2 separate regions of the Homo sapiens genome follow, and region 1 is linked to region 2. A link is an interaction called in ENCODE POLR2A ChIA-PET data of the cell type or tissue named here. Cell type or tissue: HCT116. All regions are shown on one strand. Links, peaks and the distances in the headings refer to the core of each region. The heading gives the core; the rest is flanking DNA.

What was found. Peaks named below come from ENCODE experiments on the same cell type or tissue, not always from the same donor. Only the 100,000 strongest peaks of a DNase experiment are listed, where the experiment ranks them.
Region 1: POLR2A ChIA-PET joins it to region 2 with 6 read pairs; 4 of 35 experiments call an interaction of 5 or more read pairs at or near these places.

Annotation. Positions count from the first base shown.
Region 1 is chr13:30,429,345-30,433,742 of GRCh38, forward strand. UBE2L5 (ubiquitin conjugating enzyme E2 L5) reads left to right here. Exons shown (of 4, transcript NM_001355247.2): 4 at 1-414. Among named protein-coding and RNA genes, the nearest start is that of UBE2L5, 9.1 kb to the left of the region's middle. In HCT116, for the core only: no CTCF peak of the experiment used is centred there; DNase peaks (open chromatin) are centred at 1,057 and 2,127; H3K4me3 peaks cover 2,667 bases; H3K27ac peaks cover 3,200 bases.
Region 2 is chr13:30,563,268-30,567,665 of GRCh38, forward strand. It overlaps a transcript of HMGB1 not described here. Among named protein-coding and RNA genes, the nearest start is that of USPL1, 52 kb to the right of the region's middle. In HCT116, for the core only: no CTCF peak of the experiment used is centred there; no DNase peak of the experiment used is centred there.

The DNA.
Region 1 (4,398 bases), core at 154-4,153, 130 kb before region 2:
TTAGGCTGAAATGGAGACAACAGAAGGTGAGGTGGCTTGGACTCAGGTGGCATTGGTAAAGGAAATGAAACGCATGCAAATTTCACAGACAAAAGAGTAGCTTTGCCACCTCTCATTTTGGCTGGGCTGCTCTGAGGTGCTGCATCTTTTATAGTGTCTAGGCTCTCATCCTTAATGACATTTTCATATTCTCCATCCCCCATCCCCCACCGCCTCTCCAGTAAGGACTTTTTGACAAGCTGCACTTCCCTGCTTTAGTAATTGGTGATAAGATTTGTCCTGTAGAACATATACATAGAGGATTGTTCACTCTCCTCCTTTTATGAAATAATTTTTAGAAATTGAGCTGTTAAAGGTTGTGTTTGCACATGTTTTTTGGAACAAGAACTTTAATTAAAGGATCAAAAAGCCCAAGCTCTTGCTTTTGAATAACTGAAGCCAGTGTCTATAATTTCTTGTATCTAAAATCTGTAGAAACTAGTTGTGTGATTTCAGGGGTGCATGGGGCCCCTTGGGTGTCTGAACAGAAGGGGGTGGGAGGCAGAGCCGCACCTCTGCACTCTTGCTCTGCTGGTGTAGTGGGCAGCTGCCCACCCCCACCCCACCCTGCACTGCAGGCTCTGGAGTCAGCAGATTAAGCATTTTATAAATTATATTCTAAGTATATATTTTAAACTTGTCAAAAAGATAAATCTAGCTTATTTTACCTTTAACTTGTAAAGAAAGTTTGCCTTCTTGAGTTCTCTTTGTCATGGGCAGTAGGAGTAGCTCGCCTGAGTATCATCAGTGAAGGGAAACCCACACATCTTGGTGAGCAACGAGAAATCACCATGTTAAGATTCCAGGGATTTTCTTCTCTGGTCATTGTTGTAGCCAGTGTCTTCATGGAAGACCTATTTTCGTTTCATTACCATATTTGATGCCTAAGCATTTAATAATCAGTTTATGACTACTAAACTTTTGAGGATCTTAGAATTTAACTGGCTCTAGAAAGTGGCAGAGAAACCTACACATGATTCCATGTCCTAACCCATAAGACGTGAGTGATACATGCTGAGGAGGGAAGGTGAGTCACTCCCCCTGTTAGTCTGAGGGAATGTGTATGAGTCATTTTGTGCTTCTTTTTTTCTTTATTTTATTTTTAGCATAATAAAGTACCAAACCAAGAGTTGTCTGGTTTTTGTTTTGGAGAGTGAGGGCTGCTGGTGAGGGTAGATTTCTGAACTACCCCAGAGAACGTAGTCAGGAACCTCCCAGCAGGATGAGAGAGGAGCCATCAGCTGGAAGGAGAGGGGAAAGGATCAGGAGAGGTAAGGGAACTAGGATTGCTTAACATGCAAAGGGTAAAGTAGAACCAAAGAGAATTTTTGTGCCCCAACAGGAGCAGGAAAATCTGAGAGGATGCCAACCAACTTCTAAGATTATTTTATTGATTCAGAGAAAATGCAAATTTCAACCACAGCTAAACAATAAAAAGGGAAACTTTTCATTTAGAACCAATAGTTATCATGAGTTGATTAAAAACATGAGCTGGCCTAAAGGTGGTATCCTAAACTTCTGGAGTGTGGAAAGTGATTGTTAAATTGCCTTAATTCTCTACCTAACATTTTTCTACAATGCAAGCATCTAAGAAAAGACTGAAAAAGTGGTGAACCAGATATTTGAAAAGTCAGCTTTCACCCAAATATGAGAAAATTTTTAAATGTCAGGTGGGCAATGATGTTGGTCTTGCTCCTCCAGGGTGTTTGTCTTGCAGGGACACTGTTGGGGTGCAGGTGGTCATGAGGACACCGACCTGCTCTATGAAATCAATTTCCAAAGCTTGAGCTCACTTCCAAAAACACTTCTCAAGCATGATGATAACCAACTATTGATTTATCCTGAGGGAATAATCTTTCTACAAGCTTTTATGTTCACTGTGTTGGCTTGTGGTAGCTAGTGAAAACTGGGTGATTTCCTCCCTTAATCTAGAGGTTGACCATTTAGAAACACAACAGAAGAGACTTCCAAAATGAATAAATATCTCCTGCTGTTTGAAAAGTGAACCTTCTAACAGATGAAGAAACTGCCCAGGCAGGTATTCTGAGTCACTGTGTGATTCTGGACATGCCACTCAACCTTTCTCCAGGCTTAAGTGAAGTTAATGTTTTTCCTCCCACTGACTCACGATGGTGCCTTGGGGACAGAAGAAATGAATGTTAGAAAGTCCAGTGCAAATTTCTAAAATGCCACAGGAAAAATCAGGTAAAAAACACTTTTTTGTGAAATGTAGCTGCTGTGTAAAAGACACGTGGCACACAGCCTTCCTGGCTCAGGGACAAAAATATTCATCTTTCTATAATTCAAAACCAAAAGTGGAACAACACCATGGAAGGTTTTAAGAAGGGAAGCAGAGTGTCCTTTTTAGACCAATGAGGTGAGTCATGTTCTTTTCTGATGTCTCTGGGAAAGATGTGATCAACATAAAGATGTTTTATTGCCAATGCCTAGGTAAAGCAATCTCAGTATTCATGTCTCAGAAACATGTCTTCAGATGCAGTTTCACCTCTCTGAAAATGAGCTCTCCTATGGGAAGGTTTGGTTACTAGTATAATTACAGGCTTCTGAGGGTGCCCTGGCTGTGTCTTTTGTCCATTCCCAACTGTTGCTCCTTCTTTAAAATATACATATGTCATGCCTCTGCCTGAACTCTTGACAGTACTGACTAGAATGCCTTTTCCTACTAGTGGACCACATGCATAAAATAGTTTCACAACACATGGTTGTTGGAAGGGCCATCTCTGATGCAGCATATATACCAGCACTTAATGTTAGCATCTCTCACCACTTAGTGAACAAATTTAGTCATAAGTCAGGCTGGGATTCTAATTTTTTTTATTATTTATTTATTTATTTTACAGGCAGGGTCTCTGTTGCCCAGGCTGGAGTGCAGTGCAGTGGCATGATCATAGCTCACTGTAACCTTGAGCTCCTGGGTTCAAATGATCCTTCTGCCTCAGCCTCCAGAGTAGCTGGGACTACAGGCATGTGCCACCATGCTGGCTAATTTCTTTTAAACATTTTTTGTAGAGACAGGGTCTCACTATATTGTCCAGGCTGGTCTCGAACTTCGGCCTCAAGTGATCATCCCGCCTCAGCCTCCCAAAGCACTAGGATTACAGATGTGAGCCACCGTGCCTACCCCAGGCTGGGATTTTAAAGACAGGCAGGCAAGGGCCTTTGTTAGAAGGAAATTGTCCAAAATTTCAGCAAGCAAACATGTGTTTTTTCTTGATGAGGACACCATACAACACACATCTCCACTAGTGCAAGACACTTGGAAATGGGCTTTACCAGCGATATGTCCAGAAGAGGTGAGGCGCTAAGACAGCTAGTTTACTGGCCTCAGTATTTCTCTTGCTCACTAGCAAGAGAAATAGGTCAACATTTCAGAATCACATAGAATTCTGAGGAATCCATGAGGTACAGAGACTCATGCCCACGTCACCCTCTAAAGTTCAAAGGATATGCCTTTACACATGGGAAGATGCTATGCAGTGACTATTAGAAAAGGTTAGAAAAATTTAAAAGGGTTTTTTGTTTTCTGTTTTTTTGTTTGGTTGATTTTTCGGACTCACCAAAGTAGCCACTAGACCATCAAGTTTGAGAGACACAACTTCATAAAACACAAATGTCTGTAATCCCAGCACGTTGAGAAGCCAAGGTGGATGGATCACTTAAGCATAGGAGTTTAAGACCAGCCTGGGCAACATAGTGAGACCCTCATCTCTACAAAAAATACAAAAAAAAGTTTGCCAACTATGGTGGCACATGCCTGTGATCCCAGCTGCTTGAGAGGCTGAAGTGAGAAGATCACTTGAGCCTGGGAGGTTGAGACTGCAGCAAACTATGATTATGCCACTATATCCCAGCCTGGATGACAGAGCAAGACCTTATCTCAAAAAAGAAAAAAAAAGAAGAAAAAAGAAAACACAAATGCCTGTTTCTGTATTAAGATACTCTTCTATTACCATGAAAAGCTTGGAGGGGCCAGGTGCGGTGGCTCATGCCTGTAATCCCAGCACTTTGGAAGTCTGAGGCGGGTGGATCACGAGGTCAGTAGTTCAAGACCAGCCTGGCCAAGATGGTGAAACCCCGTCTCTACTAAAAATACAATAATTAGCTGGACTCGGTGGTAGGCACCTGTAGTCCCAGCTACTCAGGAGGCTGAGGCAGGAGAATTACTTGAACTGGGGAGGCAGAGGTTGCAGTGAACCGAGATCGCGCCACTGCACTCCAGCCTGGGCGACAGAGCAAGACTCTGTCTCAAAAAAAAAAAAAAAAAAAAAAAAAAACAAAAAAGAAAAGCTTGGAGAACCAGAAATTTAATTTGTTTACTCTTTCATTAAGTTGTCCAAC
Region 2 (4,398 bases), core at 151-4,150:
TATATTGCCTGGCCAGGAGTGATAACATTGCTTGGCTATTATTAATAAAACATTGCTGTGGCTGGGCGCAGTGGCTCACACCTGTAATCCTGGCACTTTGGGAGGCTGAGGCAGGAGGATCACTTAACTCCAGGAGTTTGACAGCAGCCTGGGCAACATAGCAAGATCCCATCTCTCTAAAAAATTTTAAAATTAGCTGGGTGTGGTGGCAGACACCTGTAGTCCCAGCTCCTCAGGAAGCTGAGGTGGGAGGATCACTTGAGCCCAAGCAGGTTGAGGCTGCAGCGTGCTGTGACTGTGCCACTGCACTCCAGCCTGCGCAACACACTGAGAGAGACTCTGTCTCAAAAAAATACATCAAATAAAAATTAAAAGCCCATTTCTTTCTTTTGGTACATTACAGCCATGCACTTCAAAGGCTAGCACAATTATTTTTCTGCAGTTCTATATTTAGATTCTAGTTAGAAGTAACCTAGGACCTTCATGTTAGAGGTGTCTTTGGCAAAACTGTTATGTGAGTGAAACGTTTAATCAATTGAGGATAAAGATGCCTCATTGCTAATGAAGATGTGGTTTAAGGATTTTATGCACCCAGTTCATTTATTAACAACTTGTTTAAGCTTTATTAGCTGGGTCTCTACTTTATAACTGTGTTCTTTAATTTACAAGACAATAAAAATTAAAATGGTAAATGGGAAACCTATCTTGCTTTTCAATAAATAATTTATTTTAATAACTTCGTGGGCATGGTGGCCAAAACATTTTAGCTGTGAAAATAATTTCAATTCATATTTTTTTGGAATCAATATTAAAAGGTGATATATTCTCAAATGAAAAGTGGACAAATGATCAGTTATAGGACATGATTAAGAAACTAACCATGAGCCACGTGCAGTGGCTCATGCCTGTAATCCCAGCACTCTGGGAGGCCGCGGTGAGCGGATTGCTTGAGCCCAGGAGTTCAAGACCAGGCTGGGCAACATGGCAAAAACCCGGCTCTACTAAAAATGCAAAAAAAAAAAAAAAAAAAAAAATTTAGCTGGGTTTTGGTGGCTTATGCCTGCAGTCCCAGCTACTCGGGAGGCTGACTCGGGAGGCTGAGGCACAAGAATCATTTGAACCCAGGAGGCAGAGGTTGCAATGAGCTGAGAATACACCACTGCACTCCAGCCTGGGCAACAGAGAGAGAGAGACTCAGTCTCAAAAAACAAACAAACAAACAAACAAACCGCTGCCCTGTGCTTGGAGAGATCTGTTTACCTTTACCACTAAAGACTGTTGGAAGTAAATTTTAGAAGGTTTATAATACCTAAAAGTAATCACTTCTGTCTTATGAAAGGTTCTGCTGAGATTTTTCTATTGTGGCCACTAGTGGCAATATTCCAGAAGTCATATTTAAAGAATATCTTTAGTGGATTCAGCAGTTTTTCAAATATGTACTTTTATCTCTCCAACATTCATGATTGCAATTTTTCAAATTAACCTCATGATATAAACAACTGTACTCTATGATGCCTCATAGTACAGAAACTGGAGGCAGAAAGAGAAGTTGAATGTCTAAGAATCGGTAATTCTAAAACTCAACATAGACCATTCAGCATTAGTGGTTCTAACAATCCCACTGCAAAATGAGTTGATAATGTGTAACACTTTAGTGAACTAAAGCATAAAGAACCATGGTCTCCTAATGCAGCAAATTAAAACACATGATAGCTACAATTAATGAAGTACATAGTCCTGGCTGGGCACTATGGTACGTCCTTTACATAGATTATCTCTTAAATTATTAACCCCGTTTTAGAGATGAGAACATTCGGGCTCAGGAAGGTTATGTAAGTTATATAAAAATCACAAAATAAGAGACAGAGCTAAGATTTGAATCCAAGTGTGACCAGGTTCATATCAAGCTTCCATTTTTGAATTTATATTAGAGGTCAATAACTCACCTTTGTCCTTTTAAAATAATTTTTGGCTCTGTGACCTACACAGGCAAGCTGTTATTTACAAACAACCCACACATCTAGATGGTCACTGTCTCACCGCCCACTTTTACCATCAGGACTCCTAGTGAGCTGTCAAGGGGAATGCTATAATTTTGGAGGTTCTAAATCTGAGGGCTTAAGAAAGAAAGAAATTGTAAAAAGCAGGCATTACTCAGGGGCATAGATTGTCAGGCAGATCTGTCATGCTTATAGGTAACCTCCCAGGGCCAAAAATATATGTGCCCAAACTGCCTAAATATTTCCTGTCACTTCATAATACTGCCTGAAATCCTGCCAAATTAGAACTTCATTTGTGTTGCTTGTCAATTTTTAACGCATAAGCAAATCACCTGGAGATCTTGTTAAAATGCAAATTCTGATTAGGTTAGGTCTGGGTCTGCATGTCTGATATGCTTCCAGAGGGCACTGATGCTGCTGGTCCATGGACCACACTTAAAGAAGCAAAAAAGATGTCTGATATTTACTCTCTGGCTGCCTAGGAGTGCTTCTCATTTAAGTGAGATCTCTTTGTGCATCATAATGGGAGGGATGAGCTGAAAAGCAGCAAATTAAGAGTGAGTTAAGTGTCTACCTCACTTCCCTACTATCTGTAACAAGCAGGTTTGGGCACTGTGGTCAACCAGAAAATTCTTTCCAGGACCACAACCCTTGAGATTATGTTGCAAAGATGCAAGGACAACTTAGAAATAATTTCCAGCACTGGTGGCACTGGATGTCTGTCAGTGGTGCTGGTGGCAGGGTCCTATTCAGACTGTGGTTTACCTGCCTGGCCCGTTTGGTTATGGGCCATTTTCTGAGTACCATGGAGCATCGCCCAGCTGACAAGGGCTTGTACTCCACCCTTGGTGCGCAGAAGGGAAGCTTGGCTGCTACTAAGTTTGGTGCAAAGTAATTGTGGTTTTGCCATTAATATTTGATACAGTGAGTCCCTACTTTCCTCAGGTGAAACTAGAACTTAAGGGGACACGCTCAAGTTCTCATTATACAGTACTAAGTTTCAAAAATCAGCAATTTTATCAAACACATGCTCTACAGCAGTGGTCGGCAAACTTTTTCTGTAAGGGGCCAGAGAGTAAATGTTTTAGAGTTTCTGGGCCACATATGGTTTCTGTTCCAGCTATAAACTCTGCCACTGTAGGGCAAAAGCAACCCTCCACAATACATACATGAATAGGTGTGTTCCAAAAAAACTTTATTTGTGGACCCTGAAATTTGAATTTCATAAACTTTTCATGTGTCATGAAATATTCTTTTGATTTTTTCCCAACCTTTTAAAGATGTAACAACCATTTTTAGCCTGTAGGCCATATAGAAACAGGCAGTGGGCTGGGTTTGCTGACCCTTGCTCTGAAGCAATGATATCTCGATCCAATTTATACCCACAAATTTTTCTCCTTGAAACCATGCATTTAATTCTCATCTCTTCTTACCATGACAATAAGAAGTTATTCTATATAACAAAGAGATTGTACCCACCCAAGCCAGCATTTAGATCATGTCATTTGCTTCCTCAAAATTTTGGTCTTTATAAAAATCAATTAAAGCACCTTAAAAGGTAAGCAGTGATGAAATATTTGAAATAATTGGCTAATTAAACATCACCTAAATAGAAACTGTGATAAGAACCACAAATGCGAAAAGGAATCATGTAGTAACTAATGTGGAGGATATCTTGGTTTAGAGATTTGATGAACACGAGTTTTGATTTAAAAAAATTTGTGCAATACTCACTGCTTTGGTGGGGAGCTTGCTATGCAAGTTGGTAGAAAAATTTATCCTAAAGTCACAGTTCTCTACCACTCTGGATTTTCTCGAGCTAACTACCATTCCAAACTATTTTAGGCACAGTTACTAGTTTCAAGAATCAGGCAAATTGCCCTGGTATTAGCACTGTTCTTTCTGTGGTCACAAGTCAAACTACTGTGGTGAATAAAATTAGATGATTTCTTTAGTCTTTCCTTTTTCAGCCCCTGTAGTCAATTTCCAGTGCTCCATTCAAAGAAAAACCAAAAATGTCCAGAATATAACCTTATTTTAAAACTTGTTAACCACTGATTTCACTTGTTAACCAAATTTTTTTTTTTTTTTTTTTGAGAATGAATCTCACTCTGTCACCAGGCTGGAGTGCAGTGGCATGATCTTGGTTCACTGCAACCTCCGCCTCCTGGGTACTGGTTCAAGCAATTCTCCTGCCTCAGTCTCCCGAGTAGCTGGGATTACAGGTGTGCACCCCCACACCCAGCTAATTTTTTTGTACTTTTAGTAGAGATGGGGTTTCACCATGTTGGCCGGGCTAGTCTTAAACTCCTGACCTCGTGATCCGCCCGCCTCGGCCTCCCAAAGTGCTGGGATTGCAGGCATGAACCACTGCGCCCAGCCTGTTAACCAAATTTCT